Linked DNA regions of Mus musculus: regions 1, 3, 4, 5, 6 and 7 are each linked to region 2. A link is a loop called in an ENCODE intact Hi-C map of the cell type or tissue named here. Cell type or tissue: heart. All regions are shown on one strand.

What was found. Hi-C counts contacts between places; a loop is a spot of excess contacts. Peaks named below come from ENCODE experiments on the same cell type or tissue, not always from the same donor. Only the 100,000 strongest peaks of a DNase experiment are listed, where the experiment ranks them.
Region 1: it touches region 2 in a loop (2.5-fold over the local background); 2 of 42 quality-filtered maps call a loop at or near these places.
Region 3: it touches region 2 in a loop (2.3-fold over the local background); 3 of 42 quality-filtered maps call a loop at or near these places.
Region 4: it touches region 2 in a loop (8-fold over the local background); 15 of 42 quality-filtered maps call a loop at or near these places.
Region 5: it touches region 2 in a loop (2.4-fold over the local background); 12 of 42 quality-filtered maps call a loop at or near these places.
Region 6: a loop joins it to region 2, with 4 times the contacts of the local background. A loop is called at or near these places in 12 of 42 quality-filtered maps.
Region 7: it touches region 2 in a loop (5-fold over the local background); 13 of 42 quality-filtered maps call a loop at or near these places.

Annotation. Positions count from the first base shown.
Region 1 is chr7:112,083,722-112,087,721 of GRCm38, reverse strand. Usp47 (ubiquitin specific peptidase 47) reads right to left here. Exons shown (of 29, transcript NM_001357952.1): 15 at 3,810-3,865; 16 at 1,615-1,727; 17 at 617-721. Among named protein-coding and RNA genes, the nearest start is that of Usp47, 62 kb to the right of the region's middle. In heart, a CTCF peak has its summit at 2,477 (motif pointing left); a DNase peak (open chromatin) is centred at 2,461.
Region 2 is chr7:112,326,976-112,330,975 of GRCm38, reverse strand. It overlaps Mical2 (microtubule associated monooxygenase, calponin and LIM domain containing 2), which reads right to left. Exons shown (of 26, transcript NM_001193305.1): 16 at 2,256-2,324. Among named protein-coding and RNA genes, the nearest start is that of Micalcl, 46 kb to the left of the region's middle. In heart, a CTCF peak has its summit at 1,790 (motif pointing right); DNase peaks (open chromatin) are centred at 3,905 and 3,935; H3K27ac peaks cover 1,933 bases.
Region 3 is chr7:112,270,519-112,274,518 of GRCm38, reverse strand. Mical2 (microtubule associated monooxygenase, calponin and LIM domain containing 2) reads right to left here. Exons shown (of 26, transcript NM_001193305.1): 3 at 2,950-3,289. The coding sequence starts at 3,213. Among named protein-coding and RNA genes, the nearest start is that of Mical2, 47 kb to the right of the region's middle. In heart, no CTCF peak of the experiment used is centred here; DNase peaks (open chromatin) are centred at 798, 1,678 and 3,418; H3K27ac peaks cover 4,000 bases.
Region 4 is chr7:112,180,963-112,184,962 of GRCm38, reverse strand. No RefSeq gene overlaps it. Among named protein-coding and RNA genes, the nearest start is that of Gm39071, 4.9 kb to the left of the region's middle. In heart, a CTCF peak has its summit at 1,552 (motif pointing left); a DNase peak (open chromatin) is centred at 1,552; H3K27ac peaks cover 1,725 bases.
Region 5 is chr7:112,223,827-112,227,826 of GRCm38, reverse strand. It overlaps Mical2 (microtubule associated monooxygenase, calponin and LIM domain containing 2), which reads right to left and starts at 1,991. Exons shown (of 26, transcript NM_001193305.1): 1 at 1,806-1,991. In heart, no CTCF peak of the experiment used is centred here; DNase peaks (open chromatin) are centred at 1,126 and 2,026; H3K4me3 peaks cover 2,934 bases; H3K27ac peaks cover 4,000 bases.
Region 6 is chr7:112,217,527-112,221,526 of GRCm38, reverse strand. It overlaps Gm33247 (a long non-coding RNA gene), which reads right to left. Exons shown (of 3, transcript XR_378423.2): 3 at 3,693-3,771. Among named protein-coding and RNA genes, the nearest start is that of Gm33247, 2.6 kb to the right of the region's middle. In heart, a CTCF peak has its summit at 1,555 (motif pointing right); no DNase peak of the experiment used is centred here; H3K27ac peaks cover 3,724 bases.
Region 7 is chr7:112,209,504-112,213,503 of GRCm38, reverse strand. No RefSeq gene overlaps it. Among named protein-coding and RNA genes, the nearest start is that of Gm33247, 5.4 kb to the left of the region's middle. In heart, a CTCF peak has its summit at 466; DNase peaks (open chromatin) are centred at 33 and 173; H3K27ac peaks cover 2,371 bases.

The DNA.
Region 1 (4,000 bases), 240 kb after region 2:
TGTTTGTTTGCTTGTTTTGAGAAAGAACCACATGTAACCCAGGCTGACCCTGAATCCACTATGCAAAAGAAGAGGACCTTGAACACTTGATCTTCTTGCTTCCACCTCTCAAACACTATTACAGGGTATGAGCAGCCATGCCTGGCTTAAATATATTTAATTAACACTTTTCATCAGTCCTAAAATAACAAACTATACAATGACACAGTTGTGTCCTTATCATGTTTATAGTTGTAGGATAAATTATCTTAAATTACTACTGATTTATATTATGATACCTAAACAATAAAATAATTGCAAACCACCATAAAAATTTTTCCTAATGGATTATAAATTCCATGAGGCCAAGACCGTCTTCCCTCTGTTATCTCTAATGGCTCATACAGAAGGTACTCAATAGATACCTGCTAAATAAACAGAAAGAAACAAATAAATGTGTTTCTAATTCTAATTTCAGGATTCAGAAGGCAGACTAGTTTTCAAAATCAACTGAGTATAGTTCAAAGAACAGTTGGAGGACGGAGGAAGATGAACAGTTAACTTCAAGGTACTTAAATCATCTATTCCAACTATAAAGCTTTGGTGGTACCAAAATTAAGTCCAACCATCCACTAACCTTATAAGCCATTTCAACGGCTTCCTTTAGCGTCTTATCCTTATGAACCTCCAGCTTGTTTTCCATCATTACTTGTTTCACAGGATGCAAACAAAATAATTTTATCTACAAAACAGAAAATACCACCATCAACTCACTAGATCAAGTGTCTCAGCTGAATCCTTTGGCAGATAGCACTTTTCTTCATTGTCAAAACAATGTAATTAAAAACCAAAAAACATAGTTGAGACTATTTTTTCTTACTGTCTGTATTTGTAACTGATTGACAGTGATTAAGTCTTATGTCTTAAAAAACTCAAAACATTACTTTCAATAACCATATAATTATATGTAAGCAATTTTTTTATTTATGTTTTTTTTTCTAATTTGGAAAAGACTGATTAATATGCTTCTCAAAATTTTTATAATATCTGCAAGAATTTCACAAGGTTATCTCTCTAAGAGAAATTATCTCCAAGAATATTAAGTTTTGAATATACTTAAAAAAAATTAATGTGTATAGGTGCTTTGCTTGCGTGCATGTCTATCTGCACCACGTGTGTGCCTGGTGCCCCTGAAGTCCAGAAAGGATGTCAGATTCCTTGAAACTGGAGTTAAAGGTGGTTGTGAACTGTCATGTGGGTTCTGGGAATTGAAGCCAGGTCCTCTAGAGGAGCAGCCAGTGCCTTTAACTTCTGAGCATGTCCCTAGTCCTGTGTAAGGTTTACAAGAGAACAGTGAGGGTAAAAGGACAGTAACTGAAGTATGCCTCTATTTCTATGTTTCCCAGTCCTCCTGTACTCAGGATATGGGAATGCCTGCCTCACACTGCTGCAGAAACATTGACCGCCCACCATGCTACACATCACTAGGTTTCAGTATCAAATCACACTTCTCCTTGTGATGAAGCCACACTACCTGATTAATGACCACAGAACTGACTGAGTTATCCCCAGAACGACAGTGGTCAGAAGAGCAAACCTGAGCAGCAGTTGTCACTCACAAACATGGAATCAAACCTTGCACGTGTTGCGTTCAATCTCTCGTTGCCTCTTTTCCTGCTCTTCCAGCTCTCTCTCCTTCTGCACCAGATTCTTAATGTGTTCTGGGTACTCGTCCACTTCTAGAAACTCTAGGAACATAAAACAGTGTCACTCAGAGCAGTTTCCTGTACACTTTTTGTTCTACAGTGCTTCCTTTCAATGTGGAGCAGAGACATTCTTTCAGGCAATAGTGAAGAGGTACTGATAGTGAGACCATATTCAGATCTAGTAAATGGCTCAAATCCTAGAACCCAACAAAGATACCAAAATTTTTAAAAGCCTTGGAAACTTACAAGTCATTTTTTATTTCAAATTCACCAAGGAACTCTGTGGCCCTGGGCAACTTTACTTCAGCCCTCAGCTCCTTACATTTATTAAAAGCCCCTGGCCCAAAGGTTATTGCCTTTGGTGTAATACAATTGAGTAAATGTTTACTCCTGAAACTGTCACTACACTCACTACAGCATCACTACAGCATCACTACCTTCCCTTCCTCCTCAATGCAGCTCTTCAGCTGCCTTCTAACAAAAGAAGGCAGAGGCACAGAACTGGGCACAGTTTCATGTGACTTAAAAGCATATTCAAAACAATATGAAATCAGGACACTTGAATAAAGCCAATGACTGTTTGATTTTTAAGGAAAACAATGACTATCAGTATTATTCATCAATAGGACTGGTAAAGAGTAAAAATGCAATGTTTCCAGAAATCAACTCCAGTCTAAACAACACCCGCCCTCCCACCACACTTCCCTTAACCCTCACTGCTGTATACACCTTCCTGCAATCAAGTAGCTACAAAGCATTCCCAGTCTGGTAACACAGCGCCCCCTGGTGTTTGCCACAGAACCAGAGTGGATTAGTTAGCCAAGAGGGGCTGAAGCACTGCGCTTCAAGGGCAAGATCCACAGGATGCGTGGATTACAACCCTAGTTGTGCCTCTAAGCCAAACTACTACAGGTCCTGAAACATACACTGGTGAGGCCACAATCCAACTTTTGTTCATGAAAATGAGAAAAAAATATATAATGGTTGAAACAGATATATGAGCACATCTGCTACTAAAAATAAATATGCTAGGATCAAAGTCAGTGATTATTTGAATTATAAAAAGAATATAGGATAACTCATCATCTGTGTATGTGTCTAGATACAAACATACACACATCCTAACATGTTTGCAATACTGTGAATCAGTAAGAATTAGCAAGGACCCCCCCCCCAACTAAAAATTTAAAGTAGTAACATTCAAAAATATAAAGAAAAGGACAAACACACTTAACACTAAGGATTATTTTGGGAGGTCAGTGGGCAGCTCTGAAGGTTCTGGGCATTGAAATCAGGCCATGGGGCTTGGCAACAGCATCTTATACCAGTTGAGCCATCTTGCTGCCCACCCTGGGTTTCTTAATAAAATATAACAATTTTTTTTTTTTACTAGATTCACAAAAATGTATTGGATCTTTAAACAATTTCTGCAGTACTTCAGGCCATCTGGAGTCCTCTCAAACTTTGTAGATACTAAAAGACCCGAAAGCTTGAAACTGAAACAAGCATACTGGCTATGCTGCAAGACCCTAACATGTGCTTCCATTCATGTATTACAACCCTACAGGGTGTCATCATTTCCAGTCTACAAATCTGCAAAGACTCAGAAAAGTCAAGTGATTTGCTCTAGTACACACAGCTTGTGAACTGTGATGCTGCACAGGGTATTAGCTTAAAGTAATACCTAATCTGTTAAAAGTTTTCCAACAACGTTTGTCTGTGTGTGGGTGTGCTTGTGTGTGACTGCATGCCTGCCTATGTGCAGTACTGGTTATCAGAACTCTGGGACTTATGAATGTTAACTAAGAACTCTATCACTGAGCTATAGCCTTGGCTTCTTTAAAATTACTATTTTTGAGACAAGATCCTGTTAAACTGTCAGTAGGCCTCAGGATTGTAACCCCACCCCCGCCTCCGCCTCATTCAGCCTTCTTCTCTAAGTAACTAGAATTACAAGCACTTATCACTATGTCCAGATCTATAGATTTTTGTAAAATGTTTTTATCACTTAGTATTACTTCATAACAGTGTTTTTAATTCACTTTCCCAGGCATAACAAAATTCTTAGGTGTTAACTTTTCTATCACCTAAAAGCAGTTATCTGTGTTTTCAAGACTAACATACTTGCATTTCTTGTTGGATCCTTCAGTCTGTATATCAGCATATATGCATTTGTTGAGCTAGGAGAAATTAACAAAGATTAGCAGGTCCTTTAAAGTAGACAGTACCTTTTATTTATAAGCACCAAATCTTTATTTGAAAAAAAGTCATACCACCATTCACTGACACACTAATACTAAAGCATTCCAGAAAAA
Region 2 (4,000 bases):
TGCGGATTCATGGCACAGGGGTGAGGGGTGCTTTGCACCCATCCTATGAGAACTCATGATGGTAACAAGACTCTGAGGAGTGAAGAAGACCTTGTTACAATGGTTTATAAAACTGAGATCCTTCTCAGTCATCTGCTAATTAATAACATTTGAAATTGTCTAGTATTTCCTAATGTCTTTTCCTGGTCCGTGGGGATCTTTTCCCACACACCTCCAAACACAGAGGGGTGTTCTGTGCCAAGTGAGGATGGTCGGCCATCTCAAGGAGACCATGAATCTTCCCCACAGGAGCAGCGTCCTTGAGGTGGTAAAGATGCATTCATTCAGAGGCGACAAATGGGAAGATGCAAGCTAAAGTTGACTGCTCTTGAAATAAGATCCCAAAGAGAAACAACCTTGGGGAGCGACAATTGTATGCACATCACAGTCAAGTGTTGGATAGACACAAAATGGAGAGTCACTCCTCACTTTAGGGTAGGAAGTGTGTCTTGCACATGACTGTAGGCTCAAGGGCGAGGGGAGAGTTTACTGAATGAACACTGTTCGCACAAAATCAAAGTCAGCCAGTGCAGTGGGCTCCCACTCACTGATGTACCAATAACCTTTTCCCAAACCAGATTTGATTCATTGAGTCCAGGGCTGCATTTCTTTTTCATTTTTATTTAAAATAATCATTTGTGTGTGTACGTGTGGGTGTGTGTAATCATGTGTGTGTGTGTGTGTGTGTGTGTGTGTGTGTGTGTAGGACATGCACATGGGTGGCTGTGGAGACCCGGAGAGGGCATTGGATACCCTGGAGCTGCAGTTTTAGGCAGTTGAGAGCTACCTGATGTGGGTGCTGGGAACTACACTTGAGTCTCTGGAAGAGCAGTGAGCTCTCTTAACCTCTCAGTCATTCCTCCACTCCCTGAAGCCACAGTTTGATGGGATCACCCCCCAAATCTCTGAGAACACTTCAGATGGGGAGGGTGAACATGCTCAAGTTGTAAGATGTGACGAGGACTCCGGATTTCTTTCTCTCAGAAAATGAGGTAAAGAGTGGCAGCTGAGCTTTATCAGGGTGGGCTCCTGGCTTGACTGACAGCTTACTTGCTGAGAGGTGGGACGAGTCTGAGCCATGAAGATTAACGTTTTGCAAAATACAGCAATAAAGCCTCTTCAAGCACACAGAAGGGGCATGCCTCTTCTGAGTCCCGTGAATCCAGTATCAGCATAGCTTACAAATTATCCCATGTCCCTCTGAGTCAGCTCTGACGTTAGCTAGCAGGCTAACCAAAGCTGGCACCCATGCCTCCTTGACATATGCACACTTCCTATTGCAGAATTAGGATGGCTTTGACGAATGTAGCACAGGGCTGGGGAGATGGCTTCGTTGGTAAAGGGATTGGCACATAAACGTGAAGACTCAGGTCCCCCCAACACCCACATAGAAAGCTGGGTGCAGTGGTACATGCCTACAGCCATGGCACTGGGAACTGGAGGCAGGCTGATCCTTGGGACTCATGGCTGGCTAGTTAAACCTAACGGAGAAGACGTCACTTTGTTGTAAGACTCTGCCTCAGAAAAAATAAGGTGGATAGCAAACAGGAAAGACACGTGGCACCAATCTCTGCCCTTGCATGCACACAAGGTGCATGATTGGCCTCCAAAATGTACACACACAGATAAATGAAGTGCACATCTTCTGTCTCTTCAAATTATTAAATGCACACTCCCACTTTGTGCTAACATTTTCAGAGGCAAGTTCTAGACTTTGACACCCAGTCTCCTATAATTCTCTTCTTTCACCAGATGGTGGCGCTTGAGAGCACCCAACATTTGTCTTAAGACTCCAAGTCCAAAAGGCAGTAAAAAATGCAGAGGGCCTGCTGGTGTCTCTTTCCTACTTAGTGTAATTAAAAATTCAATATTAATTAGCTATATTATATAGGTCATCTTATAAATCTACAAGCCCTGCAAAGTTTCAAGCAGTTTGGATGTATCAGCACATCTGACAGACAGACCCCTCATCTCTAGGAGGTTTTCCTCCTACAAGGTTACACAGCTAGGAAGAAGCCAAGTCGGGATCAGAACACTGACTGCTTTTCTATCAAACTGAGCCTGGATCCCAGTGGCTCATGAGAGAAACAAAACAAAACAAAAACAACCAAAACCAAACCAAATGGGACGAGGCCTAGTGACATAGCTAAGTACACCCAAGCCACCGGTCCTCAGGACATGGAGGCTTTGTATTAGCTGAGCCCATGCACACAGACCTCTTCCAGGTGGTTGAAGCCTTGTCGCCGCCTCTTGTTCATGTCATTCTCTTCAGTCTGGGTGTCTACCTGCAATGACCAAGCAAACATGGTGAGCTCAGAGCCCTGGACATTGTTTGAACTAGAAGCACAGCAGGATGCGTGCTTGTCTGGAAACAGCTGTCAGCCCAACGGTAGACATGGGCAAAGATGGTCCCACACACAAGTGCTGGTATGGAGTTATGTCAGGCACAGGGAAAAGTGTTTCTCCTCTATCTCAGCATCCCTTCGACATAGGCAAGGTAGGCACCATCTCGATCCCAGTGGCTTTGGGCTCAGAGGGGATTTAATCATGTGCCTAAGGGCGGAGCCAGGCCTGACCTGGAGATACCTTTTGTGTGAACTGCCTTGTGGAAAGTACCAGACTTTCTGTTCTCCCTGGGCCACCCATGAAGAGGTAGCACAGGTTCACCTGCAAAGAGCATTCTTAGGAGTGAGCTGTCCAGGGCTTTGGTGTCAAATTAAGCCTGCAATCCAGGTACCATTATAAGATTTAATACATTTCAAATAGACATTAGATCCAACCTGAGGTCTAGAGAGCAAATGTCCAGCGTGCCAAGGCCAGTGCAGATTTACTGACTTCCCATTAACTGTAACTATCCACAGACACATTCCCTTTTATAGACATTACCCAGCTAGTCCGATAACACCTCGTAGCTCACTCCCTGCTCCTGTAATCTGAACAATCTACCCGAGGCCTGTGAAGCTCGCCTAGACAGATGAGGAGAGCTGTGAGACTGGGCTTTCAGTGTGCCCTCGGATGGGGTGGAGGTTGGACACAGTGGCTTCTTCCCATGCATCTTTGATCCCAGCGTAGGTATATTTCCTAAGGATGAACATCTTAACTGCCAGCTTCCAGTGGCTTGGACCTCCTCCCAATGGCTATCTCTCCCACAGGGATGAGGGGGGAGTATGGAGTCACTCTAACTTCCTCCATGGCATGGCCACATCCCAGCCTTTCAAACACTGTAAGTGTAGGAAGAGATGCTATAGGTTCACTGTAAACTCAGGCATAACACCCATCCAGGCCTTAGTGTGGCCTGGCCCCAGAAGGGTCATTTCAGGCCTGACTATTCTGAAATAGCAGTCTAAGCATAGAGTCTACAATGCATCACTCAAGTGTAGTAAACACCCACACACAGACACAGACACGCTCACCACATACACAGACACAGATAAACATGCATACATACATACATACATACATACATACAGACACACACACACACACACACACACGGCATGGACATAACTACCATGTTCACCAACTCCATCTAAAAAAAAAACAACCATAGTCTAGTCATGGAAATTTGTTAAAAATTTTGACCAGAGCACCATAAAACAACGGGTCAGAGGGCCCTGCCTCCCTTCAACATTTCCTTCAGCATCCCATAAATCAGTATTTTGTGAATGGAAATAATCTCAGTCTCAATGCCTGGGCAAACACCAAGAGAAACAGATGACCTTATTTTCAACAATGTTGGGTTTTAGAGACTCAGGCTGTTTGGGCTCCAAGCTCCACCACTGTGAATGCCACTTAGGCCCAGAGACGGGAGCTGTGCAAGTACAGAATGTCCCATCAACAAGAATGCTCCGTGCATAATCTTAGAGTTCGCTTTGTATTTTTGTTCCCACTTTCAATGAGGACTTGGCTTTTCCCACAAAGAGCAATACATGCAACTCTCTTTTATACTTGTCAGCCTAGG
Region 3 (4,000 bases), 56 kb after region 2:
CTGTGTGAACAAGTCAGTGTCTGTCATGTAGGAGGGCAGGTGGGACCCATCTCTTGCGGTTTGGCTTGACTCATGAGAAGAACAGCAGCATGGCCTCTTAGAGCTGAGCACCCAGCACCCATGCATGAGTCTGGTCTGGGAGGGCCTAAGCAGAAATAAAGTAAGCAGTAAAGTGTGTTTGTCTGCACTCCCACAGCCCTGGGAAACCGCTCCACCTTCATGTCAACCATGTGAAACTTGGAAGGGCCATCAATTATAGTAACCAGCTTTCCTGGATTGGATCATTATAAAACTAGAGGTGGGCCAGTCAAAAACTCACTATTGAACCTCAGGAGAAAGCTGTACCCTTTGGATCACAGACCTGAGGAGATGGGACTCAGACATCTCAAGAGGAGAGAAACCTGCCCACAGTTTAGGGGAATGGAGCAAAATATCCAACGTGGACAGAAGGGGAGAGGATGGAAAAGATACATGGTGGACCATTCTGTCTCTGTGACCGAATGCTTTCCCTACTGGCTTGACTGGTTGGGGCTGGGTCTCTGAGCTCACAGAGTCTTAGTCTAGATGGCCAGAGCATTCTCAGACCCCTCCACTCCTCAGCACAGGCAGTTTTTGTAAGACGGGCTCTCGCAAATCCGAAAGCCTCCGTTTCTCCTCACATCCCAGACATAACGACTCATCGAGCTCAAAGCTGTTCCTAAGTAGCACCGCTGACTAAAGACATCCTGTTTCCATTGTATCTCCAGTACCCACAGTGATCTGACAGCCACAAGGTGTGAGGACTCTGCTACTTCAGGCCACTAGAGCTTACTTATAAAACAGGACTGGTCCAACAAGCCAGGCCACTCTCTGGCTGATGATTTTTCACAGCACATCCTCAGAGCCAGCCATGGTGGTACGTGCCAGTAAGCTTAGCAATCAGGATACGGATTCGGAAGATCAGCTGTTCCAAGCCAGACATAGTGGGTTTGGCCAGGCTGGGCTACATGAGACCCTGTCTCAAAACAAAAGAAAAAGATGCCAGGCTGGCTGGCTCCCTCAGCAGGCTCACCTTTGGATCAGCCACCCAGGCAGTGCCACTTCCTAAAAACAGTCCTGCTAGACAAAGGTAATCCTAGCACTGAAGCAAGGGGATTGCCACAACTTCAAAGCAGCCTGGGATAACGGTTCTAAAAAAATCCTCCGGGAGAGAGTGTGTCAAACAGTGACCACACAACTTCTATGGTACCCTCCTTATGGTTTTCTTGGGGGTAAAGGGGCCATACACAGGGTCCCTTTAAAAAAGAAAGCCATCATATACAATGACTGAAAAAGGTAACTCTGACGCTCCCTTGGCTCAACTCCTAGGAAGCCATGAACCAGGAAATTAAAACTCTGAAGGGAGGCATTGGTGGGAGTGGTACCCAGGGCATCTGTCTTCTCCCCTTTTGTTTGCTACCCTGGTACCCTCTGCTTGAGGCTAGAGCAGGGCAAGTTATTGAACCAGCATGGGGTCAGGGGAAGGGGGCAGCACCTCTTCTCAGAGCTGAAGTACACATGGTTTTAGTACAGTTAGGACCCTTTCTGTCTTCTGCACACTGGTGCACTGGGCTCAGGAGCTTGGCAGCTGCTTCCCCGGGGCAATGGAAAGCAGCCGTATCCCACGGTGGCCTCAGCCACTCCCCATCACCAAAACAAAAACATAACAGGCTCCATTGCCATGGAGAGTTCAATCCTCTTGTCCTGGGATTGGCACAGAATAGAATTCCATGGGCTCTGCTGAACTACTTCCCCAGAGGTCTAAATGCGGTGCATTCAACGTTAACCTAAACACACAGCCTGGACCTGGACCAGCAATAGTTCTCCAGGGCCAGCAATGAATATCAGCTTTAGCAGCCTGTCAGGTGCTGGCATGTCAGCAGTGTCAGAGGTGTGATGTTCTGGGCCCTACGTTCACAGATATTATCAACCATAGACCACAGGGGACACAACCAGTATATGGAGAATTAGCTACAGGTGTACTCCTGAGCAGGGATGTGGATCCTGGGGAGAGGCAAAGAGATATTAAGAAATGACCAGAGAACTATCTCACAGACCTAACTCTCCCTACCAGGGAGTCAGCTGGGGAGATGGTTTGGTGAATACAAACCATTTTGCTGTATGGAGAGAGGATCTGAGCTCCAACTCCCAGGATCCAGATACAATCTAGGCATGGAGACAGACACCTGCAAGCCCAGCATTGAGGTGATCCTCAATGAGACAGGTGGATCCCAGGAGATTACTGGCTACCCAGTCTAGCTGTGATGGCTAGCTCTAGATGCAGGGGAAGATTCCGCCTTAAAAGAACAATGTGGAGAGCAGCAGCAGAAGATGCCTGAACTTGACCCCTGGCCTCTTCATCTGCACACACAGGCAAGTGCACCCAACCCTTCCCACTCCCCACACAACAAAAACGGACAGGAGTCTTTCCAAAATGTCTGCTCTGGGTAGAGAACCACTTAAATGACACTGCTTACATAACGAGGTGCCAGAGCGGTGGAGTCATACAGAGCCAGCCAGCATGCCTTCTAGAAGTATGAACCCAGGTAAAACAATTGCTCTCTCCATCCAGACATCTTAAAGCTGTCCAAAGACCGACTGTAGGTGTTCAGTGGGCTCACAGACAAAAGGTGCCTTGTACACAGAAGTTGCTCAATAAACAGCCAGGGGCCCACAGGTGGCAAGCAGGGTTGTAGAAATGGGAAATGTAGCAGGGTGACATTTGCTTCACTCCCTCCATATTGCTTTGGTTCCCTCCCTTGGGGATGGTACAAAGGTGTAGCTGTGGCCATAGCAACAGGATTGGCTTCAAGGCAGTCCTTCCAGACAGAGGGAACCTCCCCTGAGAACCACAATAGGACAGTCACACAGGACAAGAACAATAGCTCCCTGTCCCATGAGGGTAAGGAGCATCCACAGGGTCCCCTTTACCTTAGTGTTCGAGCAGGCTTTTCCTCGCTTGTACTCCTTGTGGGAGCCGCGCTTATCCAGTTTGTGCCACAGGGCTTTGGCCTTCCAGGTGTTCACCTTGGACTTGAGCTGGGAGTAGAAGTTCCTATGGTCCAGCGGATCTAGGTCCAGGAGGCAGGTGAGGATGTTGAAGGCCTGGAGGGTCCCTTTGCATGTGGTAGCTTGCACAAAGTTCTCGAAGACCTGGCTGGCCTGCGCCTGCTTCTCATCTTCATTCTCTCCCATGGTTCGGGAGCTGTGTGGAGCAGTGGTGTGGAGGGGTCAGCGGGAGTCAGCATAAAGGGCTGGATAAGTATCACACCTGCAAAGGAAGCCATCGATAGGTGAGCCTTATAGCCTTTAAAGGGCTAAAGGGCAGAACTCCATCCCTCATGTTCACCATTCCACGTGGACCATATTTGGAGATGGTCCAAAGTACCTTCTAGCCTGGCATGCAGCCTTGCTGGCAACCTCTCTCCCCAACCCCCACTCCCTTTCTTGGCTGGAGAACTGCAGATTGCACAAAGCTATATAAATATACTCCGGAGAATGTCAACAGGAGCTAGGCAATCATGCTACAAGTCAGATGGCTCTGGAAACAATGAGTAAGAAAGGGAAAAGGCCAGAAAGGATTTATGGCCCTGTGGTAAACCTACCTACCATTCTTGGTGCTGCGAATTGATTAACATGAATTCTACCTAGCTATGATATGTCAGTGCAGTGGTTTAAAAACAACAACAACAACAATCCCATGGTCCATCTTCCTCCAGGCTCCACGCTCCTCTTTACTGATTACTATGGGATAAGACTTTCCACTGCACAGGTGGCAAAAGACAACCACTCTAAACCTGTTTCTGGAATCTGCCAGGAGCACACCATCTACCTCAATCAGACAACCAGAAGACGGACTTGGACGGCCTTCTCTCCAGCAAAAGGAACCCATTCTGCGCAAGACCAAGCAGGGAGCTGTCTAAACAAGGGCCTGGGTTGATGTAAGGGAGACACTCAATGGGGTGTTCATTCACATTACTGA
Region 4 (4,000 bases), 150 kb after region 2:
TCTCTGTTGTTCCAAAACCCATGCAGGCCCTCTCATGTAAACTTTGTAAGCATGGTGTCTCTCCTGTGGTCCTGTCCCACAGGGCCATGTACAAGCCCAGATGGGACCTAGCAACAGTTTTGGACTGATCATGTCACATATCTTACCAGTCACCTAGATGACCATCTCCTTCTGGAATCAAGCCTCGTGCTACCAGTGAGCCAGACATAGGTTTCCATGGTGACAGCCCAGCCTGAGAGTACATGGGCTGCAGAACAGAGCTGGGGACTCACCTGTTGTTAGTTAGTAATAACTGTGGCAGCTGGCAATCCTGTCTGTACCGCATAGATGAGATCACAGCTGGAGTGAGACAAAGTGGCTTGTCCAAAGCTTCAGCCATAAGACTGAGTAGTAGACTCAAGCATTTGGCCTGCGCCCTGCCTGACCCTACCTCCAAGAACCTTGCAGGAACCACATCCTTGGAAGGTAGTGTTAGACGGCCAAGTGTACTCCGACATGCAAACGAAACCCTGTCGGTGGGAGACATGGGTTCTGGGTTCATGTTGTCTAACAGGACTTTCAGAGATTGTCTATACTCATCTCTGTGCTGGCCTGGTAGCAGCTACTAGCCACTACTATGTGTCTGAAGTGTGGCTAATGGAACTAAGAAACTGGATTTTTCGCTTCAGGGTTTTGCTGTGTATCCCAGGCTGCATCCAAACTCACAGCAATCCTCCTGCCTTGGTATCCTGAGTGCTGTGATTACAGGCGTGTGCAGGAACTGAATTTTAAGTTGTTAGAGAGCCTGCCTGACATGTGCCCTGGCTTCCATGCCCAGCACTGCCCACACCAGCTGTGCTCACACAAATCTGTCATCCCAGCACTCGGGAGGTGGAGGCAGGAGATGAGAAATTTAAAGCCATTCTCTGATACCTGTCAAGTTCACGAACAGCCTGGAACATGGTATACCCTATCTCATAGGATCTCAAAGAATTTTTTTATTAATTAATTTAACAGCTATATGCATCTAGCACCTGCCACCATAGTGGGCCTACCTCCCAAGTATGTTTGTGTGAAGCTGCTATGGCAATCACCACTGCAAAATAGTGAGGCTCCTTGTTGCCAGAGGCAGCTGTTCAAGGAGCTGTCTCCCCCTGACCCCCCTGGCTTGCCAGGTGCTTCAGTTTTTAATGAGGGCCAGCTTTCCCACCTGCTCCAGGCCTAGAACACCTTCAGAGGTATAGTAGGGTACAAAGAGCTTTGTCGGCCATTGCATGGCACCACACACACACACACACACACACACACACACACACACACACTTACAGGGGGCACTCAGAGCCTGGTCTCCACTGAGCACTGGACAGTAGTAATGAGCAGAGACGTCTTGGCCTTCATTGTGTATAACAGGACCCCTGTTATAGCAGAGATCGGACTCTTGACCAAGGCCAACTACATCTGTTGGCATGGCAGCACCCCTGCAGATCCCCTCCTTCTCCACACAGGGGCTACCTTCTGATTAAGAGGTTCATAGGCAACTGTTGTGGACATCAGTTTGGCGCCACCTCCTGGACATCTTGCAGAATGCAAGTGGCTACAAGCCCAAACTGCAGGAGGAAGGGAGACACGCAGCACTGTCACTGTGTGGGCCTAGAATGGGAACATTCCAGAACCCAGGCTTTAGGGATCCTGATCACTCCTGTTACATAAACTTCCAGGCTATGTTTACATGGAGAAACAAGATATGTTTGTGGGTCTGCTGGGATTGCTGGAGCAGGCAGAGGGTGTGCTTCTCATATGGTCCTAAGAATTAGCAGTGTGACCACTGTGGCGTGTGCTGAAGTGTCCTCCTTGAGAACAAACCCTGGGTGAGAGCATGGAGGGGTGAGGCACTAAGAGTGCCCAAACAGTGGAGACCTTGTGGAGACCACATGGAGAGGTGTCAGTCAGCCCCCACCTGTTCGACCTACCCCAGAGATAAATTATTAATAAAGAATTTGCCATTGTTATTTATTAATGAATAAATAAGAGTATGGCTGCTTTTATCCAGACCATCTAGTAGATGCCTAAGGCTACAGTGGATACAGGAAGGGGGAGACCCAAGAGAAGAGATGATGGTGGTGATGATGATAATGGTGGTGGTAGTGGTGATTATGTGTATGCTGTGGATATAGTGTGTGTGTGTGTGTGTGTGTGTGTGTACTTGCCATGGAATGTATGTACAAGTTAGAGGGCAACTTTAGGGAGTTGTTTCTCTCCTTCTACTGTGTGTTTCGGGGATTGTCCTGCTTGTGAGGCGTGCTATTTTACCCTTTGAGCCTTCTCATTTGCCTCAGATGAGAATCTTGCTTCATGACCTGGCAACATTCTTTCCCTCAGTGGGACTCAGTTTCCCCACTGGAGAAGTGTAGAATTGTCGGCTCTATCAACTCTGACTTAATTATTCTGAGCCCTAAAAACCTGAAGATGGCTAGAGAGAGATGGCTCATGGGTAGAAGCATTTCCTGCTAAGCCTGACATGTAGCTTCAAACCCAGCACCCACGAGATAAGGAGAGAACCAACTCCCACATACAAGCTGTGACCTGTACCCCCAACTCAAACTAAGTACATAAATGTAATCATAAAAAAGAACTGGAAATCTGGGTGGTGGTGGCGCATGTTTTTAATCCCAGCCCTTGGGAGGCAGAGGTAGGTGGATCTCTGAGTTCAAGGCCAGCCTGGTCTACAGAGTGAGTTTCAGGGTAGTCAAGACAAAAAAAAAAAAAAAAAAAAAAAAAAAAAAAAAAGAAAGAAAGAAAGAAAGAAAGAAAGCAAGCAAGCAAGCAAAACAAACAAACAAACAAACAAACACCCAGTAGAACATGTGATGTGGATTGTGGTTTGGGGACTGTCTGTGACCAGGCTGTGTGGATGAGGGAACACATCCACTCGCTAGGTGGGCACCTTCACCTGTGGCTCTGAGGTTCTCAGAAGAGACTGGTGAGCGAAGGGCCCCAGTGGAAGGTTTACTGTGGGACTGGGTCACAGAGGCTTATGGGATGGGGTCACTGGGTCAGCCTGAAACATTTTTCTACAGCATCCAGAGAAGTTTCTGCTATTGATCTTTGTCAATCCTTTAAAACTCCAGAGAGCATCTCAGTCATTAATGCTGGCTTGATAGCGGGAGGGTCCGACTGGGGCTCCAGAACCCCTGGTTTGTTTGTTTGTTTGTTTGTTTGTTTGTTTAAAATAACAATCATTTTTAAGAGCCATGTGTGGTGGTGTGTGCTTGGAATCACAGCACTGCTGCGGAGACAGGCAGATCTCAGGCTCACTGGCCAGCCAGACTAGGCTACTCAGTGAGTTCTAGGTCAGTGAGCAATCTGTCTCAAAAATCAAGGCGAGCAATGCCTGAGGAGAGACATCTGAAGCTGCGCTCTGACCTCCACACCTGTGTGTGCATACATGAGAGTGTGTGTGTGTGTGTGTGTGTGTGTGTGTGTGTGTACTGATGGGGGGAGATTGGAGGGGAGACAGACATGATCCAGTAGAACAGGGATGGATAATCCATCTTCCTCAGGCCAAACACTCGTCACTTCATTTTCTAAATCTCACACAGCCACCATGGCCCAGTGTGAATGCCTCCATGTGACTTTGCCAGGTCATGTTGGTCTCTTCTACCAACTACCAAAGAATCCTATGTCCTTTCTTGTGCTAACTGCTGCTGGTGTGTGTGTGTGTGCATCTGTGTGTTTCCAATCTAGTAAAATACATACAGAATCCCAAAGCCTTAGAACCAGGGTGGGAAGTGGAGCTAAAGATAACATTACTCTTTTGTTTATCTTTGTTTGTCAGATGGTCTCTCTGTTTTAGTCCAGGATACTCTAGTTCACAATCCTGTTGTCTCAGTCTCTCAAGCACTGGAATTACAGCTGTGTACCACAATGCCTAGCTCTGAATTCTATTTTCTTAACATGTTAAAATGCCAAGACATCAGATCTGTTGGATGAAACAAAATATAGTATCCAAATTAATTTTTAT
Region 5 (4,000 bases), 100 kb after region 2:
GACTTGGGTTAGCCATGTTCAATCCAGGCTGGGTTGGCCCAACCAAGACCTCATCCAGGAAGGCAGAACCTCTACCATTCAGCAGTGGAGAGTGAGCAGAGTCAGGCCCATGCCTGGAAGGCAAACCCAGATAGAGATGAGGACGTGGTGGAGAGAAACCACTACCTTCCCATCACAGGATGGGAGGATCGGGGCTGTTCTCTGCAGCTCCTAGGAATGGGGCTGTTGAAACTGTAGGTTACCATCACCCAGCAAACAAAAGAAGCCAAAGCCTGCCCCACCCCACTGCAGAAAGAACAACCCTGAAGTTCCTAAGGGTCAAAATTATTTCAATGAATTCAGTTCAAGATCACTGGAAAAGCCAGGCCCACAGAGGTAAAGCCAATGGGAGGAGACTTTCCTCCAAGGCAGCATCACAGTCAGTCCCTCTCATCACAAAGAACTCAGCCAGAGCCCCTCTGCAGGGGACTACACAGTGAGGAGCAGCTCGCAGCGCATCCCGGCTTCCTGCGGTCCGGCCAAGCACCTTGTGCTTTGCGGTCCCCAGAATCTCTCAAAGGCCAGGGGCTCCAGACACATGCGCCCAGAGCTCCTTCCCACTGCCACAGGACAACTGGTGGGAAGCAGGCACAGAGTCAGGACTGCTTTCCGGATCCCTAAAACAGAGAGGACACAACACAAGCTTTTGGGGGAGAAACTACTGGGATCCAACCTGTGCCCTCTTCCTTGTGCCTGAAGAAGGCAGCACTGATCACCTTTGAAACCCCTGGGACATGAACAGGGGCTATCCTGGTGTCCCACGCTTTAGGTCCACTGCCCCCACCCCCACCCCTCGCGGAGATTGCTGGCACGCAGAGGACACAGGTACCTGAGAACTCAGGAGGCAAATGCGGAAGGCCAATTGACCTCCAGCTTTCTTCTCTCCGGGTCTATCCATAAGGGCTACTGACTTTATCCTCCCACTAAACCACCTAAGACATAGTGGACAGCGAAAGGCCTTGCAAACGAGAGCTCTTTCCGCTTTAGAAACCCAGGCCCAGAATAAACAATGTGGAAGGAGACAGGAGAGTACTCTGGTTTCAACACGCCTCTTCCCGGTCCAGTACAGGCCCTTCCCAGCTCCGCCGGTGAGGGTGAGGCTAAGACTGAGGCTGGCCTGGGATAAATTAACCCCGCCCTCTCCGAACAGCTGCAGCAGGCAGAGGCTGCAAGGGAGACCCCAGCCCAGGGCCAGCTAGCCACTGACAGAGCAGGACACGAGGGTAGGATGCTCCTGGGCAGGGACAAGCACAGGCTGTCAGGGGTCCCAAGCTAGAGGGAACAGCAGCGCAGGACCCTCGGAGCGTCGCCACCGGCCAAGCAACCAGCCCGAGTTCCAGCCCGCCGCTGGCCAGGCCACTGACATTTGGCCCAACTTCCTGTTATCAAGGAGGGAGGAGAAGAAAGGAAGCAGAAAAATATAATAATAAAATAAAAATAAGCAAGGCGCTCTGTTAGAGGATGGGAAAGGTACGGGAGCCTAGATCGCACAGAGCAAAGTTTGGGGACGTTCCCCTGAACGATGACAGGCGACCCTGCTGCTGAAGGGCGCCTACTATGCGCGTGTGTTGGGTTTTCTGAGGTTAGAATGACAGTTTTGATTGGTGAAGAGCCCACGGCGCACCCCGCAGGTGGGTCTGAGATCCCGGACGGAACTGCCGCACCTGACCCTCCGGGGCGTCCAGTAGGGCGCGGAGTCCAGCCGGGACTGGCACAGTCCCCACCCGCTCCCGCACACCCCGGAGCCTTCTCCCACTCCGTCTTACCCAAGGTCTCGCGGGCCTCCAGGCCTCAGGTCAACACCTGCCTTTCTTGTCCTCTGTCTGAGGGCGCAGAAATCCGGGACCCAGCGGGCCGCCTGCCGAGCCCGGAGCTAGCGAGGCGGCCCGGCGCAGGCTGAGCCGGCCGGGTGCCTGCGGTTCTGTGAGCCGCGGAGGATCCGATTGGGACACGCCTCCATCGAGGTTCGGCCAATGACAGGGCCTCCGAAGGCGAGGCTCCACCCCATGCTTGAGACGCGCGACCAATGGTCATGCAGCGCGGAACCCACCCCAGCGCCCTCCCAGTTAGTACCAGGCTGGGGGTTGCTGTCACCATTGCAGCTTCGGACGCACGTGGGCTGAAGCCCTGCCCTAGCCGCTCCCACCCTGGCCACAGGTCGAAGACCCAGCCCTGGGCTGCTATGAGACGAACACCCGGCCTTGGTGTTCTGGTGTCCAGGGAGAGGGGAAAGCTGGGCCTCCCGAAGCTTTGCCTAGGCAGCTGGAAAGACAGCCTCACTGTCCCTTCTGGACTGGAGGGAACAGCAAAGGACTTCTAGGACTGCCTGGCCTTCTTGGGCCCTCATTTCTTGCTTTTCTGCATGCAATCTTCCTTGCTTGGGTCTTCTCTTGAACTGGCCTTGCTTGGGCTAAAGCTGTGGGAAATGGGGTAGTGACACAGACCAATCGCACTGACTGGGTCGCTCGCACTTTCTCTTTCTTGGCTGTCGAATGGCTAACCCCTGTTTCTGATCGCTTTCATGAATGACCATGCCTCTCACAGTTTCAGCGAAAATTCTGAATGAATGGTTCGGGCTCGAAGTCCTGAGAAATTCATACGGACACTGCGACAGCAGTGAAAATAGGATTCAAGTGGACTGACTCACCCCTGGGGCCCGCAGCCCATCATTCAGCTTGGCCCAATGCAGAGTCCATAAATGTTCTTGAAACTGAGCTGACCCAGCGGGAGGAAAGCAGGCAGGCTTGGGCGGCGAAGGCAAACAGTACCATGACTCCAGGCTGCTGGAATTCCCCGGGTACCACCCTCTGGAGAGCATGCCCCTTGGCCAGGCAAGTGCAGGCAGCAATTCCTCCACCCCCAAACCTGGGGCCCGTCTTTTTCTATACTCTTTGCGTTTCCATCATCCAGGCCTTGGGGTTTCTCAGAGTTTGCCTCTCAGCGTCCTTAGGATTCACTCCACTTCTGTGGATGCGTTTTTATACCTGGTACTCAACCCCACTCAGTCTGCAAAACTCATCACTGACTCTAAGAGGGACAGTACTTGACTCTGGTGGGACTCTAACCATGTCACCACCAATCAATGAACACCTTCCATGCATCATCTCATTTAAACCCAGACCTAGAGATTGATCTTTTCAATATCCTCATCCCCTTTCACAGATGGGGGAACTGAGATCTGTAATACAGAGTCATTTACCAAGACCGTGTGCATATTAACGTGTCTGTATTTAAACGGGGAACTGATTCCAAGTCAACATACACAACCGTGAAGTGAGGCCTCTATAGCCATTCCTGGGCCTCCGAGAACCCTGGACTTGTAAGATCTCTAGAAGAACTGCCAATTGATCTGAGCACACTATAGAGCTCACATCTGGCTGCTGTCAGGGAAAGGCGACCTGAATGACCTGGCCCTGCCTTTTTAAGTTATTACTTAATTAGGAAATTGCATGACCTCTGTCCACAGCTTGGCTTCAGTGGGCAAGGCTCATAGCTACTTGGCTGAGCCCAGGCAGTGTGGAGATAGAGATGGAGGAGAAGCATTCATTCATTTAACCAGCTGTCACTCTGGAGCAGGTGCCCAGGTGACTGAATATAGGTGGCTGTGGGGGAGGCATAGTCCACGTTATTCTCTAGTCAGCCTCATGGTCTGACACAGCACAACATTCTGTCTTCAGATCAAAACAAGCCTGACGTGCTCAGGAGCACTGTGAGCCAACTAAGCAATGATAGCACTGCTCAGAACAGAGAGTTCTCCAGACAAGATTTCAGGGTGTACTCTAGGCTGGTCTCCATCACTGTGTACTCCACGATGACCTCAAATCTCAACAATTATCTGCCTCATCCTCCCAAATGTGGAGATTACGTGCATGTACCATAGGTCTGGGCTAGGACAGAAGTTCTGGCCGCTCAAAAGTAAGGTTTTACAATACTTCCCAGCATCCTTTGTACCTCTCTTGTG
Region 6 (4,000 bases), 110 kb after region 2:
TATATATATATATATATATATATATATACATATACACCATTTTTCCAGCATCATACCTGAGCAAGCGCCATAAGTTCTCAGCATATTCTGAGGTAGTACCATCCACACTTGAGAAGTAAGAGACTGGTATCTTGGAGAAGAGGAGTCTCTGCCTGACAGCTCCTTGTTCACTCACTGCTGGGTATGCCAGGCCAGCTGTCTCACTGCAGGAATGCTGGGTCACAAAGGTGTGCTCTGTGTCTGGCTGTATGCAGGTTACGGAGATCTGAATGCAAGTCTTCACATTTGTCTGACAGCCCTGAGCCTCCCTCAGTGCACAACTTTCTTTACAGGGATGCTAAGGATCTTACTCAGGTGCCCATGCCTTGCAAGGTAAGCACTTTGTCAATTGAGTCATTTCTGTTTTGGAGGTTAGTATGTGAGCGTATGCACATGTGTGTGTGTGTGTGTTGGGGGGGGAGGGTTTTTTGTTTTCTTTTTTGAGACAGGGTCTCACACAGTACCTATAGTGACTAGAACGATGTATCCCAGCTTGGGCCTAAACTTGTAGCAATCTTCCTGCCTCATCTTTCCCTGTGCTAGGATTCCAGACACCAATCACATTTTGCCACATCATTTCTGATTTTCTTCACCTTCCCAGCTACCATGAAGTGAGCAGGCCCCTGTGCTGTGTGCTCCTGCCATGATGTGGTGTGCAGCCACAGACCCAAAGCAGCAAGGCCAAGCGGCTCTGGACCAAAACCATGAGCCCAAAGAAACCATCCTTCCTTCTCCTTGTGTCTGCTATGCTTCTCACAGTCACAGAAAGCTGTCTATCACACAGCTCATCTGAGATCCCAAAATTAAATCTCCTGAGGGGAGTCACAGCGGAGCATTCACCATGGTCACCCCAGTGGCCATTGCTTAAACAGTAACCCGCATGCAGTAGATGACTACATGTTTGGTGGAGGACTAACCTGAGGAAACACCTTCTTACCGTGGCTTCTATGTTGTGTGGACCACTCACTGCCCTAAAACACTGGTTTTCCGGAAGGCGAATAAAATAATATAAATGAATGTGTGTGTGTGTGTGTGTGTGTGTGTGTGTGTGTGTGTGTGTACATATGAGAGCTACAGATGTGGTTCAAAGACAGTGTTTGTCTGGTGTGTATAATGAATGCCCTTGGTTCAATCCCCAGAACCGGAAGTAAGTAAACCACTGAGTGACGTGTTTGTAGCCCCCATACGCTGATTCTCTAGTGGCCTGGACTCTACCCACAACTCTGGCCAGTGTGGTCTCTCAGAATAGCTGTGTGCTTCTGACATCTCAAAAAGTCATGTCACCCTGACACCTTCCTCTCTGATCCGTTCTCCATTCCTGTTCCACCCACACACCAGCACTCCAGATAAGCCTTTAGTGAATTCTGTAATGGATAAATATCTTTAACCTGCAGTAAGTTCCTGCCTGCCTGCTTTCCTCTTAATCTTTCTTCCGAGGCAGCTTAGATACCAAGGGACTCCCTAGGACAGCCCACACCCTGGGGGCTCAGGAGGGACTGCCCACTCTGTATCAGATCAGTGTGGCCTGCAGGAGGCGTTCATTCCAAGCAATTCCTTGCAGAGCTGGGTTTTCATCTAGAAAAGTCCACGCCTCTGCCTAGGACAGCACGACAGCAAAATGCTTGCTGCGCATGCTCAGGGCCCAGGATTTCCTCACCGTGGGGCAAGGGAGAGTGACAGATAAAGGGAGCAGGAAATTTAGTTGCTTGTTGTTATTGTTGTTCTTGTTATTGCTATGACAAAAGCCTATAAAAGCAACTTGAAGAAGGAAGGCTTTATTTGGGGTCATAGCTTAAGAAGGGGTACAATGCATCATGGGATGGAAGTCATCCCATGGCAGAGCTATGGGTGCAAAGATGGTGGTCACATTACAGCCACAATCAGGAAACAGAGAGTAGGCAGGAAGTCGGGCCCCCAGGGGCCCACTACCTCCAGCAAGACTCCAACTTCTCAATGTTCCACAGCCTTTCAAAACAGCACCACCAGCTAGAGACCACAGGACAAATGCAAGTGCCTACCGGAGATGGGAGACATAACATAACATATTCAAAGAATAACAGTAGGATAGGCTTCCAAATGGAACCTACCTCCCTGCCCCCACCTCCATAGAGAAGGGGGAATGATAGGTCGGCTGGCCCTCCAGCAGGAGTACATTGGGTCAGCAGGCTGGGTAAAGCCTCAAATGGCTGACCTCCTGCATAGGCAGTTCCTTACTTTGGGTAGAATGAGCTGTCAATCATTCTCTGCAGGTCCATCAACATTCAGCATCCTTCTCCTCCAACAGGGAGGAGATACAAGTCACAAAGAAGTAATGGCTGCTGCAGGTGTGTGGCCAACAGTCAGGGGATCCCAGAACAAAGAAAAAGGACTTGGTGGGAAGGGGCTGTCCTAGAACAAGACTGTGGCTGTCCCCTGGAGCAAAGCAAGTACATGCCAAAGGGATTCTCTCTGGTCAGTGAGAGAGGAATGGAGTCTGGAAGCCAAACAGCATGGGAATCAGGCAAGAGTTGGCTGGTGCAGGCCTCTAGGATCCAGCCAGGTGCTCCATGCTCCCACCTCTGCCAGATCTAAGATGCCTGCTTGGTGTTACCTTCCCCTCCACAGCCCTTCCTCCTCCTGCCTACTCTCTGACTACTGTCACTCCCTCTCAGACTGTGCGGTAGGTCACCTCCTGAGCTTCCTTATCACCTGGTTTGTGCTCTTCTTATCTAAGAGGAGCCAGCCAGCCTCCTTTTCCTTCTTATGTTGAATCTCAACTTTCTAGTAGCTTCTAGAATCACTGCTGTCCCCAATAAAAGGAAACAAATTTTTTAAAGGACATTTTTTAATATGTAGCAACTGTGTGTGTGTGTGTGTAAAACATGTCTTTAATGCTAGTACTTAGGAGGCAGAGGCAGGCAGATCTCTCTGTTTTACACTGTGAGTTCCTTGCCACCTAAAGCTACATAGTGAGACCCTATCTTGAAAAGCAAACCAGCAAACAACAATGACAAAAACACATGTGAATTCTGGGCTGTGGGTACAGGTGCTGGGCTGTGGGTACAGGTGCTGGGCTGTGGGTACAGGTGCTGGGCTGTGGGCACAGGTCAGTTGGTAGAGTGCTTGCTTAACATGCATGAAACCCTGGGCTCAATTCTCAGCACCATAAACCAGGCCTACTGGTGTATGTCTTAATCCTAGAACTTGGAACTTCAAGTCATCCTCAGCTACACAGTTAAGTTTAAGGCTAGCCTGGGCTACAGAAGACCTTATCTCAAAGAGAAAAAAAAATAGATGTGTTTATCACACAGATATTCGGACCATAATATTTTTTGTTGCTATGATTTGGATTTATAGTTTGCTCTTCAGTGGCCTTCATGTTGAAGGTGCTGTTGGGAGTTGGCAGAGCCTTTAAGAGTAGGTGGAACATCTTAGGCCATTAGAGGTATGCCCTTGATGAGATTGAAGCGAGCACCCTCTCCCTCTCCCCTCTCCCCTCTCCCCTCTCCCCTCTCCCTCTCTCTCTCTCTCTCTCTCTCCTGACTACTATGAGATAAACAGCTTCCTCCACCACATAGGACAGCCTCAAAATGCTACCCCAACTATGTGACCAGAATCAACAGGATCGACAAACCACAGATTAAAACTTCCAAAACAGTGAACCAAAATAAATGTCAGGTATTTCATTACGGTGACCAAGTTGAAAACTGTCCTCAGTAGATATGAATCAATTCACACTGTCAATACAGGCACCTGTGAAATGTAGAGATGGTGTGAAAAGGTAGTTCAAAGTGTGGGGTTTGCAGTTAAGTCAGTTTGAGTTGAAACCTTAAATCCAGTTGCATGATCTAGTCACATAAAGTGGGTATGGTACCCTGTCTAATGGTGTGGATATAAGCTGAGACAAAAGACATAAATCTCACAAAGTATGGTGTGTGTAAGACCACTATTTTTGTGAGCATGATAAAATATAAAATATACA
Region 7 (4,000 bases), 120 kb after region 2:
CGTGTTCACCTCTGCGCACTCCTGGGGGCCTGTTTGCTTTGGGCCCAGTTTATTAACTGAAGTGAATTGTGGTTGGTGACTGGAGTTGACTCAGGGAAGCAGAGCAAAGACTTGTAAAGCCCCAGGCTTCTGCAGGTCTTGCCCCTCCCACAGTGCCCACAGGGCAGGGCAGGTGCTTTCTGCCACCTGAACAGAGCCTATCAGCTGGGGCGCCGCCAGCTGCCAGCTTATTGTTTTGTCTTATTCATCAAAGAGGGAACTTGTTTTTATTTTATGTGAGGTCTTTTTGCCCCAGGAGAAAAGGAAGCACTTCGTTATAAACAACACCACTTTTTTTTTTTTTTTTTTTTTTTGGACAGGATCTTGCTGTGTAGGCCAGGCCAGCCTGGACTACAAAGCATTCCTTCTGAGTGCTGAGTTGACAGGCATGTGGCACCATGCAACACTACCACCTTATGACAGGACTCACTCACTGCAACAGGCCTACACCTGTGAGCTCCTTTCATTAGAAGTATGCCTGCACACACACTTGTCAGCAGGCTGCGTAGACAGCCTCTGGGGGACTTTACCTTCCTAGATGGCAAGGCACTGAGTAAGCTAGTAGCTAGCGTTAATGCTATTCTTGAGAAATCCCTCCTCTCTCTGGCTTTGTTCTCTGTCTGCCTCCTTCCTCCCTCCTTGCCTGGCCACCAACATGTATTTATTGAGCTCTTCCAGCAGACAGGGAGGCCTGTGGGTACATCGAGGAGATAAACACAGCTTGATTAAAGCAAACCCAACAGCGATGAAGCAAGCCTAGCCGAGCCCTTGTCCCTGTCTGTGAATGTGCAGCTTTGCAGAAAAATACAAACATCCCTCAGTTCTATGGCCAGGAGTCCCTCGGGTACCCAATCTGTGGAGGATGCTGTAAAACGATGGGGATATGTTTGGCTGTAACCTACGCACAGCCTCTTGCTATATTTATTATATTTATTGTGGCTTTTTGAGATGGAGTCTCATGTAACTAAGGCTGGTCTCAAACTCACTATGTAGCTGAAGATGGAGCTTAAAGTCCTGATTCTCTTTCCTCTACCTCCTGAGCCATGTGTGTGTGTGCGTGTGTGTGTGTGTGTGTGTGTGCACATGCCTGTACACGTGCAAGACCAGTTGTCATCAATGGTGTCTTCCTTGTGGCTCTCCACCTTACCTTTTGAAACAGGGGCTCTCACTGAACCTGGAACTCACTCATCTACTTTATTCTTTGGGAAATGATGATGGGGAAGGGGGACTTTATTATTCAGAAGAAATTTTAAACATTTATTTTATTTTTAATTAAGTGCATGTTTATTTGGACATGCGCACCTGAAGTGGGTGCTGGCAACAGAATTCTGGTCCTCTGCAAAAGAAGCAAGACCCCTTGACCACCGAGCCATCACTTCAGCTCCCTCAGAACAATAGCCAGCCAAAACACAAGTATTCTGTACAATATATAATATATCATATGTCATGAATTCCATGGCAAATTGGTTGAATCTGTGATATGGAAGCCACATATGTGGAGCCCCACACTGCTCTCTCAGCTGCAGACAATGTTCTAATTGCCTCTCACGTAAATCACCAATCTTCCTGCCTTCCAGCGTTTTCTACTGCCAGATATTCCCTCTGAAGCACGCGTCAAGCTGCAAGCTGCCCTCCAGCCCCACAACATACCAGCCCCACTCATAGTCCAGTCCTTTATTCACACCACTCTCTTATCTCGTTGCAAACTCCTATTCACCCTTCAAGACCCAACTCCATGCTTGCCTCATTCCCACACACTGGGCAGAACAAAAGCTTCCTCCCACTGTGTTCTCCTTAAGGCTTTCAGATATACCTCAGTCTTAGCACCTATCCCAGTGTGGCCATGTTCCTGTTTCTTACGCTGGGGTAGAACACACCTTAATTATATTTGTTTCCTCCATGCTTGACTTATCCATAGTGATAAATGAACTAATGATTATGAGGGAATTGACTGTCATACATAAGGAGTGCAGAAAACGACTCTGCCCTTTGCCCTCCAGCCCATAACCAGCTTTTCAGGAATACCAGAGGCCAAGGATACAGGGATGATTTTCCCAATATTCCTAACATAAGGCAATAAAGTAGCCACAGCTCATGTGCTGCCTGTCCTACAGCTTCATGACTGTGACATTCACTTCACATACTTTCCTTTTTCCTTTTTGAAGACAGAAGCTTGCCTGGCATAGGGCACATGCCTGCAACCCCAGCATACAGGAGGCTGAAGCAAGAGAACCAGGAGTTCAAGGCCAACCTGGGCCACGCTGAAACCCTATCTCAAAACCCAAAATAAAATTAAATTAAATCCATAGGCATAAACATGACCCATCAGTTCATACTCTGAGTGCAGTGTCATACTGGCACAGTGTTAGTATCTGTCCTGCAAAAGCATTCATTCAAAATAATGGCCGTAGTGTTCTTTCAGCTTTTAAACTTCATATATTCATGTGCTGTGCATGGAACTACACCTTGCTTTGCCTCCCACTATTATCCAGACAGCTACAGGCTAACCTCTGGGCTCTTTGTTCTATCTCGTTGTCTACTGCCTATGCCTGCACTAAACCTTTCAACACTGGGGCCTTGGTAGCAACTCTTGATGGCTGTCAGTGTAAGTCTGTCCTTGTTCTTTAAAGTCACATAAGTTCTTCATTTGCCCTTCTTACCTTCCATGTGAATTTTACCATCAGCTTGTAATGGCTATTTACGTTCACGTATTTGAGAGAGGGTCTCTGTGGATGGCACACTGAGTCTTGCCATCTGGGAACCTGATTCAGCTCCCCAGCTCTTTAGGATGTGATAATGAACCTGAGCACCCTTCCACCAGAATCCCAGTGGCAAAGTAAAGAGAGTCTGAGAACTTCTTGCAGGAAGGGAGGCAGGCTGCTCATACTCACTGTCAAAGTCAGCTAACTCAGAGATGACCTAGACCTGAACGCTCCCTGCTCCAGGTCCTAAAGCTTCCTGTGGCAGATTCTGCTATTCACCACAGTGTCTTCCTGCCCCGTGCCTCTCAGTGTCCCTGCCATCCAGGTGCTGTGGGCAGCCCCTGTATCAATCAGAACTAACCTGCCTTGGAAGGCTATCCTTCCATGTAGCTACAGTCTCACTAAGTGGATACATGCTTGCTGGAACACTATGGTCACCCCATGTGTGGGCTTTCAGGGGCTTCCTAGGCCTGTGTAGCTCCAAGCCTGCCTTGCCATACAGACATAAAATAGTCACCTCCCATTTTAAAGGTTACTTCCTGGGAAGAAACAGAAGTGTCTTGGCAGTCTCACAACCCTTACAAACTATATAAAGAAAATTTCACACAGGATGTGAGATTGGTTTCTCAAAGCCACTGTGTGTCTTTAATTTCAATATGAGCCCTTAAAATCTGCCCCTGAGAGCTTTGCAGGGAAACTATTTATGTCTCCTCTTATGCTTATGAAAAAATAATTATCATATATTATGACAGAGATCGCACCTGGAGTTTGTTTAGAATCATCTGCTGGGCCCATGGCTGTTCCTTTTGTACCCAGCACATAGAGCACACCTGCTCTATCCCACAGAGTTCATGAACACTGTAGAGCATCTCTCTTGCTGAGCCCTGAGTGCTGTGCTGCAGAGACACGAACCCTCTGAACCCTCCGCAGAGAAGCGGGGCAGAGGGTTCCCACCTTGCACATGACAACATAGGCTCAGGGTACTGAAGTAACTCAAGCCAACAAGCACAGCTTGTCTCTGATAGGATTGTGACCCAGGGTCTACAGACCTGTGGCCATGGGACCTAGCCTGATGTTGCTTGTTATGGAAGACAGGAAAGGAGGGAGAGAGGGTGAAGGAGAAGAAAGAGGGACAGAAAGACAGAACGAGGAAGAAAGGGGACAGAGGACATAGACTAGGAGAATGACATGGAAGGAAAGGAGAGGGGGGCCTGTAGTAATTGGAAGCCCCAGGCCTGTCAGAGAAAGGGTGATTCCTT